Regions from separate parts of the Homo sapiens genome. Here region 2 is linked to region 1. The links are chromatin contacts, found by POLR2A ChIA-PET in ENCODE. All regions are on one chromosome and are shown on one strand. Each heading gives the region's core, a stretch centred on a gene start or an enhancer-like site at or near the end of the contact. The rest is flanking DNA. Distances are from core to core; before and after follow the strand shown. Region 1 has its middle 22 kb from the start of LIMA1. Region 2 overlaps DIP2B (disco interacting protein 2 homolog B).

Region 1 (6,288 bases), core at 984-3,483:
CAGGCTGGAGTGCTATGGCACAATCATGCTCCACTGCAGCCTCAACCTGCTGGGCTCAAGCAGTCCTCCCCCTTCAGACTCTCGTGTGGCTGGGACTCCAGTGATGCGCCACCATACTTCAAAATATTCTATCTTGGTAAAGAAACTGGGAAAAGTAGAGTGAAAATAGCTAAAAGTTTTAGGTATTGTAGTTGTCAAAAACATCGTTAACATTTTCCAGATCCTAACATTAAAAGAACACCACCGAGCTAGGTCCATTGGGTAAGAGGACTACGTGGAACACTGAACCATGTTAAAGAATGTTGGCGGCCAGGCACGGTGGCTCACGCCTGTAATCCCAGCACTTTGGGAGGCCGAGGTGGGCAGATCACCTGAGGTCAGGAGTTTGAAACCAGCCTGGCCAACATGGTGAAACCCCATCTGTACTAAAAATACAGAAATTAGCCAGGCATGTTGGCAGGTGCCTGTAATCCCAGCTACTCAGAAGGCTGAGGCAGGAGAATCGCTTGAACCTGGTAGGTAGAGGCTGTAGTGAGCCAAGATTGAGCCATTGCATTCCAGCCTGGGCAGCAAGAGTGAAATTCCGTCTCAAAAAAAAAAAAAAAAAAAAAAAAGGATGCTTTGGAATGAAAATGTACAATGCCTTCCCAAGGAGTGAGAAAAGGTCAGCAGTCTCATCCCGGCCACATCCTTGTGGCAACTGACCTCATCTGGAAAGCAAACTGTTTATTCCACTCATTTAAATGTGATGGAAGTTCATGACAATTGAGCTCTGGGAGCTGGTTCTAAAAGAGTCATCCACAGATTCTTTACCCTGAAAGGAATCCCAGATGTGTTCAGTTTATCTCCTTTCATTGGGAGATTTTTTTCATTAGATTTATTAGGGAAGTATAGTATTGTGCTTTAGGGTTGCTTAATTTGTTTTTGTTTTCGTAATTAATAGACAATGTCAGGAGCTGCTAAACCTGGGTTTTTGTATAGCAGGTGAATAGAATTAGAACCATGGCCAGGCGCAGTGTCTTACACCTGTAATCCCAGCACGTTGGGAGCCTGAGGCAGATGGACTGCTTGAATCAAGGAGTTCGAGATCAGCCTGGGCACATGGCAAAACCCCAACTCTACAAAAAAATGCAAAAAGTAGGCAGGGGTGGTGGCACATGCCTGTAGTCCCATCTACTTAGGAAGCTGAGGCAGAAGGATCATTTGAGACTAGAATATGGAGCCTGCAGTTAGCTGAGGTCGTGCCGCCATTGCACTCTGGCCTGATGACAGTAAGACCCTGTCTCAAAAAAAAGAAAAATAATTAAAACTATGAACTTTAATTAGTTCATTTACATAGCAGAATTGGGAGCCAAGGCTTTGGTTTCAGCACTCTTGTAATTATAAATTACTACTTGAAATAAAAGCTGACCATATTTTAAAAATATTTATTTCTGTTAGGCAGTTCTCTTTTTTTTTTTTTTTTGAGACAGAGTGGTGTGATCTCGGCTCACTGCAACCTCTGTCTCCCAGATTCAAGCAATTCTCCTGCCTCAGCTTCCTGAGTAGCTGGGATTATAGGCACTTACCACCACACCAAGCTAATTTTTGTGTTTTTAGTAGAGATGGTTTCGCCGTGTTGGCCAGGCTGGTCTTGAACTCTTGACTTCAAGTGATCCACCCACTTTGGCCTCCCAAAGTGTTGGGATTACAGGCATGAGCCACCACGCCAGGCCAGACAGTTCATTCACTGAGTAGCTAAAGTAGATAAAAGAAGAAAAGATATCGTTTCCTTTTTTTTTGAGACGGGGACTTGCTCTGTCACCCAGGTTGGAGTGCAGTGGCGCGATCTCAGCTCACTGCAAGCTCCGCCTCCTGGGTTCACTCCATTCTCCTGCCTCAGCCTCCTGAGTAGCTGGGACTACAAGCACCCACTACCACACCCGGCTAATTTTTTTGTATTTTTTAGTAGAGACGGGGTTTCACCGCGTTAGCCAGGATGGTCTCGATCTCCTGACCTTGTGATCCACCCTCCTCGGCTCCCAAAGTGCTGGGATTACAGGCGCAAGCCACCGCACCTGGCCCCGATGTTGTCTTCTATAAGTAACTTTCATCCTAGTTGGAGATAATCACCACATACTTGCAAGAAAGACTTTATCCTTATCCTCTTGTTCTGTCTTCTGCTTGAGGCTTTGGATAAAGGCAAAGCCCTTTTAAGCCCAAGCAGGACAAAGTCCAAATCTGAAAATTGCACTATCCTCCAAAGGTCTTTACCTTCCAATGAGTCAGATAATTTTGGATCATTCCCATTAATGAGTCATGCTGACCAAATGTAGTTTTTGTGTATTTCTTGCTACAACTTTTAAATATTCCCTTCCTTCCCTTTCTACATTTGTTGAGTGACTACTGTGGAAACAAGACTCAGAAAGTTAACAGGCTCTTGTATAAAAGTATTTTAGTAATTTAACAAACTAGTGTTGCTGGGCGCGGTGGCTCATGCCTGTAATCCCAGCACTTTGGGAGGCCAAGGTGGGCGGATCACCTGAGGTCAGGAGTTCGAGACCAGTCTGGCCAACATGGAGAAACCCCATCTCTACTAAAAATACAAAAAATTAGCTGGGCATGCTGGCAGGTGCCTGTAATCCCAGCTACTCAAGAGGCTGAGGCAGGAGAATCGCTTGAACCTGGGAGGTGGAGGTTGCAGTGAGCCGAGATCATGCCATTGTACTCCAGCCTGGGTGACAAAAGCAAGACTCCGTCTCAAAAAAAAAAAAAAAAGAAAAGAAAAGAAACTAGTGTTATCTGAGCATTGACAGCAAACTATATACTCAAGGATCAATTTTCTGTTTTAATAAAAAATCCAAATTTTTACTTTTAGTATACCATCTGTGATGGTTTTAAAACCACAAATTCCAGGCCGGGTGCGGTGGCTCACGTCTGTAATCCTAGCACTTTGGGAGTCTGACGTGGGTGGATCACGAGGTCAGGAGTTCTAGACCAGCCTGGGCAATATGGTGAAAACCCATATCTACTAAAAAATACAAAAATTAGCCAGGCATGGTGGCTCACACCTGTAATCCCCGCTACTCAGGAGGTTTAGGCAGGAGAATCACTTGAACCCGAGAGGCAGAGGTTACAGTAGTGAGTCAAGATCACACCACTGTATTCCAGCCTGGGCAACAAGAGTGAAACCCCATCTCAAAAAAAAAAAAAAAAACCCACAAATTTTTTGATGCTTCTCCCTATAAAATGTGAAACGCCCCTCCCCTTGAACATGGGTGGGGTTTATGGATTTTCTTTTTTTTCTTTTTCTTTTTTGAGATGGAGCTTCGCTCTTGTTGCCCAGGCTGGAGTGCTATGGCGCCATCTCGGCCCACTGCAACCTCTGCCTCCCGGGTTCGAGCAATTCTTCCGCCTCAGCCTACAGAGTAACTGGGATTACAGGCACCCGCCACCATGCCCAGCTAATTATTTTTGTATTTTTAGTAGAGGCAGGGTTTCACCATGTTGATCAGGCTGGTCTCAAACTCCTGACCTCAGGTGATCCACCCGCCTCAGCCTCCCAAAGTGTTGGGATTACAGGCGTGAGCCACCGTGCCCGGCCTGGACTTTCTTCTGAGTAAAAATGACAGTATGTCACTTTTTTTTTTCTTTTCATGGCTCATTGCAGCCTCAACCTTCCAGGCTCAAGTGATTCTCCCACCTCAGCTTCCTGAGTAGCTGGAACCACAGGCAAATGCCACCATGCCCAGCTAATTTTTTTTTTTCAGGGATACGGTCTCACTATGTTGCCCAGGCTGGTCTTGAGTGCCTGGGCTCAAGGGATTCTCCTGCCTCGACCTTCCAAAGTGCTGGGATTACAGGTGTAAGCCACTGCGCCTGGCCTGACAGTGTGTCACTTCTAAGACTAGGTCATATAAAGGCATTGTGGCTTCATCCTTCCTCTCTTGGACCATTTATTGTGGATGAAACCAGTCATCATGTCATAAGGATACTCAAGAAACTTTATGAAGAGGTCCCTGTGGCCTCTAGCTAAGAACTATGTGAGTGAGCTAATTTGAAGGCAGATCCTCCAACCTCTTCCCCTACCCTCTACCAAGCTTTTGGACGACTGCAACCCCAGCCAACATCTTGACTCCAATGTCATGAAAGACCCTGAGCCAGAACCTGCCAGCTAAACTGCTGCTAAATCCTGACCCACAGAAATTATGAGATGTATGTATGTTGTTTTAAGCTACTAAATTTTGGAGGTAATTTGCTATGCAGTAATAGATAACTGATACACCATCACGTACAATTTTATAATAAATAATTCACAAACTTTTTACCCATCTTATGAATAAGCTCACCAGAATGGCACAGTGGCTTACGCCTGTAATCCTAGCACTTTGGGAGGCCAAGACAGGTGGATCACCTGAGGTTGGGAGTTCGAGACTAGCCTGACCAACATGGAGAAATCCCATCTCTACGAAAAATACAAAACTAGCCGGGCGTGGTGGCACATGCCTGTAATCCTAGCTACTCGGGAGGCTGAGGCAGGAGAATTGCTTGAATTGGGAAGGTGGAGGTTGAGGTGAGCCGAGATCACGCCATTGCACTCCAGCCTGGGCAACAAGAGTGAAACCCCATCTCTAAATAAATAAATAAGCAAGCTCATCAACATCATTGTTTAGTTCTCCTAAATTCTTGTTTGTTATTGCTTGTTCTTCTTTTTTTATTTTTATTTATTTATTTTTTTTTTTTTTTGAGACGGAGTTTCACTCTTGTTGCCCAGGCTGGAGTGCAATGGCGTGATCTTGGCTCACCAAAATCTCTGCCTCCCAAGTTCATGTGATTCTCCTGCCTCAGCCTCCCGAGTAGCTGGGATTACAGGCATGCGCCACCATGCCTGGCTAATTTTTTTTTTTTTTTTTTTTAGTAGGGACGGGGTTTCTTCATGTTGGTCAGGCTGGTCTCAAACTCCTGACCTCAGGTGATCTGGCTGCCTTGGCCTCCCAAAGTGCTGGGATTACAGGTGTGAGCCACCTTGCCCGGCGATTTTTTTGTTTTTTTGTTTTTGTTTTTTTTTGAAACAGGGTCTCACTCTGTCACCCAGGCTGGAGTCAGTGTCATGATCTTGGCTCACTGCAACCTCCGCCTCCTGGGTTCAAGTGATCCTCCCACCTCAGCCTCCCGAGTAGCTGGCTCTACAAGTGTGCACCATCATGCCTGGCTAATTTCTGTATTTTTTGTGGAGATGTTGGCCAGGCTGGTCTCAAACTCCTGACCTCAAGCAATCTGCCCACCTTGGCCTCCCAAGGTGCTGAGATTATAGGCATGAGCCACCCCACCTGGCCTGTAATTATTACCTTTATATCAGTATTCATATAACACCTCGGTCCCCTTTTTCTTTAGCCATTGACTATTAGTTTCCTATTTGGAGCAACAATGAAAGAACTTGAAACCTCCTCCTTCTCTCCTCTGTGCCCTTCACCATCCAATTTTAGTTAATAGTATTATCTTTCTTAGTATTTATTTATTTTATTGTATAGTATTTATTGTATTGTATTGTATTGTATTGTATTTATATTTTTTTGAGATGGAGTCGTGCTGTGTTGCCCAGGCTGGAGTGCAGTGGCGCGATCTTGGCTCACTGCAAGCTCCTTCTCCCGGGTTCATGCCATTGTCCTGCCTCAGCCTCCCGAGTAGCTGGGACTACAGGCGCCGGTCACCATGCCCAGCTAATTTTTTGTATTTTTTTTTAGTAGAGACAGGGTTTCACCATGTTAGCCAGGATGGTCTCGATCTCCTGACCTTGTGATCTGCCCATCTCGGCCTCCCAAAGTGCTGGGAATACAGGCGTGAGCCACCATGCCTGGCCTATTTTATTTTATTTTTTTTTGAGTCGGAGTCTTGCTCTGTCACCCAGGCTGGAGTGCAGCGGTGCGATCTCGGCTCACTGCAACCTCTGCCCCCTGGGTTCAAGTGATTCTCCGCCTCAGCCTCCTGAGTAGCTGGGATTATAGGCTCGCACCACCATGCCTGGCTAATTTTTGTAATTTCATTTTTATTTATTTATTTATTTTTGAGATGGAGTCTCACTCTGTTGCCAGGCTGGAGTGCAGTGGCGCGATCTCGGCTCATTCCAACCTCCACCTCTCAGGTTCAAGTGATTCTCCTGCATCAGCCTCCTGAGTAGCTGGGACTACAGGCGTGCGCCACCAAGCCCAGATAATTTTTTCATATTTTTAGTAGAGTCGAGGTTTCACCATGTTGGCCAGGATGGTCTTGATCTCTTGACCTCGTGATCCACCCGCCTCGGCTTCCCAA
Region 2 (6,198 bases), core at 2,389-4,888, 270 kb after region 1:
GATAAAAAATTATTATTCCAAAAAAGTTGCAGGAACCAAGCTTTGTATAAATGATGTCAGAGGACATATCCTGCTTCTTCCAAATTAGAATAAAGTACTGATAAGCTTTGTTTTCAAGTGCTTTATTCATCATTTTTTTTTTTGTCCGTAAGAATTCTCTTCCCTAGTCGTGCTTCCCTCCCCTCTCAACTAATTTGAAATAGTTCCAGATTTGCATGGTGAATTTTTTTTTCCTAATCACAATCTCTGCTTTTCCAGTGGAATTTCTTTTGTCTTTTTTTTTTTTTTCACCACAGCTCTTTTTAATGCATGGGAATTTGTTTTGATAGAATATAATTTGTTAATTTCAGGGCACATAAAGTATCAGATAATAGAGAAACTAGTTAATGGCATGGATTTGTGGAAGCAGAGAACTATCTGGTCCTCAGTATGTGTTTTCTGTGGAATTGCCTCTCAGTTTGGGGAGAGCATTTAGCTGTTATCCATCAATGTGTTCAATCTTATGGGGAGATTTGAGAGCATGCACCTTTCTCTAGACCAAACATATCACTGTGACATATTAAATTACTTTTTGTTACTGAAAACCCAGGGGCGTGTTATGTGGCTGGTAATATCTTTTTAGCCTACCAAACATTTGCAGGTGGAAGGGAATGTGCATGTTAATTCCACCATCCTGAATTGTTCGTTGGGCTCCTTCCTTTGGCCTGCTGCCTTGTCACAGTTAATTCCAGTGAGTTGGCAGGGAGGCTCTAAGGGATGGCTGGCACTCTTAACTCCTTTGTAGGTGCAGTTAGAGATGGTTTAGCCTTACTGATGGCCACCAGACTGTTTTCTTTTGACTTCTCAGTATTTTACCAATTGTGGCTTGAGATTCTGCTGTGTTTTACTAAACTATACTGCACCTTTAAATAAACTATAATGATTATCTTAAGAGTTATTATATAAATATCAGGTAAATATTGACCTCTCTACAGATTTTGCTTTTGCAATTATTTTTATAATTTTTAAGAGATACATAGAGATCAGATACATGCTGGTCTTTTAAAATATTTTAGTTTTAATCATTTTTATATTTATTGTAAAACTAATAAGTCTAAAACCCATCTAACTTCCAAGATGTAACAGCTGAACTTCTGTGTTGACATCTGTTGCAAGTTGTTAAACTCAGAAATCTTTTGCAGTTTGGTTGTAGAAACTTGTCTCTTCAGTGAATGAAGTGCTCTGATTCCTTTATGAGAGATTCACTTGTTTGACTGGGTTTTGCTGTGTCATGATTGCTTTATCACTTCTGAAAATCAACTCTGGAACATTTTCCGTGCCCTGATTTAAAATGAAGAAGTTCTCCGATTTTTCCTTTAGATATCCGATTTAAAATCTTGATATCTTGAAATCTTGATATCTAGATCTCTTGGGGATTTGTCTTTTACATTCTGTAGTGTATAGTATGTATATTCTATATATGTATGTGTGTATATATGTATATTTGAATACCCAGAGTGTTCTAGCGATATTAATTGGATCAGTAAATATTTGAGCACCTACTAAGTGCGAACATTGTTCTACATGAGCCAGTTGCTGACATTTTGGTGTATAAAGATACAGGCAGTAAATGGCTGGGCGCAGTGGCCCATACCTGTAATCTCAGCACTTTGGGAGGCTGAGGCAGGCGGATCACTTGCGGTCAGGAGTTCAAGACCAGCCTGACCAACATGGTAAAACCCTGTCTCTATTAAAAATGCAAAATTAGCCAGGTGTGGTGGCACATGCCTGTAATCCCAGCTACTTGGAAGGCTGAGGCGAGAGAATCACTTGAATCCGGGAGGCAGAAGTTACAATGAGCCGAGATCGCGCCACTGCGATGGGCTGGGCAACAAGAGTGAAACTCGGTCCCCCAACAAAGAAAACAACAACAAACAATAAAATAAAGATATAGGCATTAAATATATGGATATATGATGCATAAACAAATAATTTTTTTTACAATACTTCAGGTTACTTGAAGCCTTCTTTTGAGTGACTAGATTTAAGTTTGTGAAACAAGGTTTTCAGAAGTTTTGGTTTTATTCTCTCAGAAATTTTGGCTTCATTTTTTCAACAAAACTTTTATTGACTGTTTATTTAGCAGATATTAAATGTAGCAAAATTACTATGACCCAGCTGTTGTCCACAAGGAGCTTATAGTCTAATCAAGAACCAATTTGTAATAACAATGAAATTAAAATATGATTGTATATTGAGGTAAGTGATAATAGAGGTATGAAAAGAAAATGCCATCGCAATGTAGTGGAGGGGTTGGGGAAGGATGGGGTAGTAGGGAAGGTCTCAAAGAGAATATGTTATTATTGGCAGCCTCTTTTTTTTTTTTTTTTTTGGAGATGGAGTCTTACTCTGTCACCCAGGCTAGAGTGCTGTGGCACGATCTCGGTTCACTGCAACCTCCACCTCCTGGGTTCAAGAGATTCTCCTGCCTCAGCCTCCCGAGTAGCTGGGACTACGGGTGTGCGCCACCATGCCTAGCTAAAATTTATATTTTTAGTAGAGATGGGGTTATGCCATGAAGGCCAGGCTGGTCTCGAACCTCTGACCTCAGGTGATCCACCCTGCCTTGGCCTCCCAAAGTGCTGGGATTACAGGCGTGAGCCACCACACCCCGCCTATTGGCAGCCTTTTGAAAGGCTTTGGCTATAGGTAGATGGGAATCGAATTATCTGTGACCTTTGAAACCTAGGCGTTTTTTTTTTTTTTTTTTTTTTGAGACGGAGTCTCACTCTGTCACCTAGGCTGGAGTGCAATGGCGTGATCTTGGCTCACTGCACCCTCCGCCTCCTGGGTTCAAGTGATTCTTCTGTCTCAGCCTCCCAAGTAACTGGGACTACAGGCGTGTGCCACCACGCCTGGCTAATTTTTTGTATTTTTAGTAGAGACAGGGTTTCACCATGTTAGCCAGGATGGTCTCGATCTCGATCTCTTGACCTCGTGATCCTCCTGCCTCGGCCTCCCAAAATGTGGGAATTACAGGCGTGAGCCACCGCGCCCAGCCTGAGACCTAGGCATTTTAATTATTTGTGTAACTTTAACATACAGCCAGGCCTGGAAGTTTATTTAAAAGATGCATCTGTCTTTCCAGTTCAACTTTTAGTTTAACTATTCCTTTAGGAAAAGACATTTATGGATGCAGCTGTGTGACAGCATTGCCGAAGCCTTCTCTTTAGAGTTTGTTACAACACAGCTCCAGTTATATTGCTTTGCTTAGGTTGTTCTTTGCTTTTTAACGTAAAATATTTATATTTGTCTTCATTCATTTTGTAAAAATGAAGCACAACTTTAAAAAAATCACAAATTTGGGGGTTTTACTTTATCCTCATGTGTGTTCCATTTCTCTTTAAAGCTAAAATGTCTATTATGTGTTGATATAAAAATATTATCCCCAGACTAAGACCACAGTTTCCTCAAACTTTGTTGAGTACATGCCCTCCTCCCTTTTAAAATTACATCTTGTAGGAGATTCTGGCATTTCTCATTTATATATTGTGAAGTTAAAATATATTTCCTAGAAGAAAAATATTTCACAATAAGGGGAACTGAAAGCATTTGCTAGGGAGAGAGTTAAGGGTTGCTAAACTTATGGCATGCTGGATTGGTGTGTGCTGAGAATGCTTTCGCAACAACTTGATTCAGAAAACATTTACTGAATGCCTTTGGCAAAAGGCTCCTGCTAGATGCTTTGAGGGATAAGAAAATGAACAAAACACAGGCTCAGTTTTGTTGAAGGGCCTTCCAGGTTACTACATTGACTGTTTCTGAATCTCTTCTCTTCCATTCTCCACCTTTGCCATATCCCAGATAATGAAAATTAGAGCTCTAATTTATCAATTCTGTAAGCTGAAAAGTCTATAAAATTAGTTTCCTTAAAATGTTGGTTACAGGTTCTCCTTTGTGCTGACAGAATTTAGAATAACAGAAAACATTTTGGTGTCTCAGTGCCTCCTTCCATAAATTAACATTTACTTCAGTAGATGCTTTTCATGGAGCATTATGATCCAGCCCCTCTCAAGCTGTGACTCGCCATGGACAGTATTAAATCAGATCTGAGCAGCTCTAGGAGACAGGTGAAAGTTGGAGAATATGCCCAGTGTCAGCATCTTGGCTAGAGTGTGCTGTTAAAACAGAGAACACTCTTGGCACTCAGAAACTGATCAGGCATGTGCCATTCTGCACGTGAGCTCTAAGAAATAAAGCCGCAGAGGGTGTTCTGTGTTTCCATTCCAGCTGAACTAAATGGTTAAGTATCCTTTTTAGGCATCCCCTTAAATCTACCACAGACTATCAGGTCATAATCCAGAAGAGGTAAATACCATAAAATCCCCAAATACAGCCACGTATCCAGAAGCCAGAGTTCTGGCTTCATCAGCCATAACAGTCAGTTCCATTAAACAAATAACTGCTTGAACACCTACTGTGTAAAGCTCTGTGCTGGTGCTTCAGGTTGTAAAGAGACAAATAAGATTGAGTATCGATCAAGTTGCTTACAGTTTAGTAGCGCATGCTGCTCTCCTTGTTCCACCTGCCTTGCCATTCCAAATTCTGTTTCTTCCTGGCCTACCCTGGTCTGTAGCCACCTACAACTCAGTGTAGATACAGACCCATTCAGTGTGTTTATTACAACCCAGTCTTATAACCTTATCTTTTAAAATGTGCAATAGATGTTGGAAACAGTAGAGGAGCTGTGCCCTGAGCCCTGGACAGTGTCTGGAATGATTTGTAGAAAAGCCCATTGTAGCACTAATCACTTGAGGTACTGTTTCAGGGCAATTTTATTTTTCTAATGGAATCCCATGATTGGCATAGTTCAAACAGACAGAACCCAGACAGGAGGCAGTCTTTAAAAATGGTTAGTCCAATTTTGTTTACATTTCTTCCCTTTGCAGAATGTGTATTTTCCCTTCTTCAGACTAAAAATGTCACAGTGTGATGTATGCTGTTGTGGAAGTATTTTGCATGAAATCACTAAATTCATTTATTCAAATAATTTGTCTTAGGCTTTTTAAAAGTGACCAGAGATAAATATTTATGAATCATATTTAAGTATTTGGAGGGCATTTCAAGATAAGTATATTTAAGATAATTTCCTTGACTATGTTTGATGATATTAAGGGTTCTTAGAAATCTTTTCCAAAATCTTGCAATCTGAAAGTGAATGGAACATTCAGAATTAACTGTAGTCACAATTGTGTCTTTATTGTTGGTTGGTCTTGCCTGTTTCATTTTACAAACAAATGTGAAGGACAATACTTTCTCCATCAAAATAGATAAGAAACTTTCATATAAAAGTAAGACAGGAAACTAATGTAACCTTTAAAAAAAATCTTGAATTATCTTATTAAGATTACAATAGATAATTAGATTAATCTAAAATTAGATTGTTGTTTAGTTAAACCTGATTTTATGATTTAGAAAGGCCAATAAATAGCACCTCTCTTCTCCACACGGGTTCTGGATAAATGGCAAAAAACCAAACTATTAGCAGATGAGGGCCATAATATTGCTTTTATTACTGATAAAGGTGATGGTAAAGGAAGCAGCTTAAGGTTAGAGCCAAATTGGTTTGCTAAGTGAATTCCATCATTATTCAGACCTACCCCGTGGGCACAGTGGTGCTGGATTGGAGAGGTCATATGCAGTATGCAGACCCTCCACTCAACGCAGCTTCAGCAGACAGCTTATGCGTATGAGGAAGAAGAGCATGAACAGACTATTTATCCCAAATTTACCAGTCAGTCAGTTGCTTCCCTCTCCAGGATAGAATGATCTAAGTGGCAAAGACATGCTAAAGATGTTACAACTGGTGGACCTCGATTCATGCAAGGAACCCTCAGAAGTGAGGAATGAATGTTCCCATCTGGTACTTCGTTCCCTCTTCCATGCATGGCTTTTATGAAGAATGGGTTGGTGCCAGGGTAGGAGAAGTAGCCTGACTAGGCCAATGAGCAAACCTTTGTTTTAGGGAAGAGACCTTGTAACAATTGGCCTCTTGGAAATTGCAGCCAAGGTTTGTTTATCGGAACGATGGGAATTTGTCCTTAGGCAGTCCTCTTTGCCTTTCTGAAACATCTGTGATTTAGTATTATTTCTGGGCAATAAGTCAAGGTCCACAACTTAGTTTTCTGTTGTCCTTTAACATTTTAAAATATGCCTACA

Evidence for each region. ChIA-PET counts read pairs that join two places held with the same protein, here RNA polymerase II (POLR2A).
Region 2: POLR2A ChIA-PET joins it to region 1 with 16 read pairs in activated naive CD4-positive, alpha-beta T cell. The contact joins two enhancer-like sites. POLR2A ChIA-PET finds 5 or more read pairs at or near these places in 4 of 52 experiments (OCI-LY7, activated CD4-positive, alpha-beta T cell, activated T-cell and 1 more).

Annotation. Positions count from the first base shown.
Region 1 is chr12:50,302,183-50,308,470 of GRCh38, forward strand. No RefSeq gene overlaps it. Among named protein-coding and RNA genes, the nearest start is that of LIMA1, 22 kb to the left of the region's middle. Within about 2 kb of position 2,234, at least 3 of the 41 ENCODE cell types and tissues checked have a DNase peak (open chromatin) inside an H3K27ac peak, as active enhancers do.
Region 2 is chr12:50,568,818-50,575,015 of GRCh38, forward strand. All of the region lies in intron 1 of DIP2B (disco interacting protein 2 homolog B), which reads left to right. Among named protein-coding and RNA genes, the nearest start is that of DIP2B, 67 kb to the left of the region's middle. Within about 2 kb of position 3,639, at least 8 of the 41 ENCODE cell types and tissues checked have a DNase peak (open chromatin) inside an H3K27ac peak, as active enhancers do.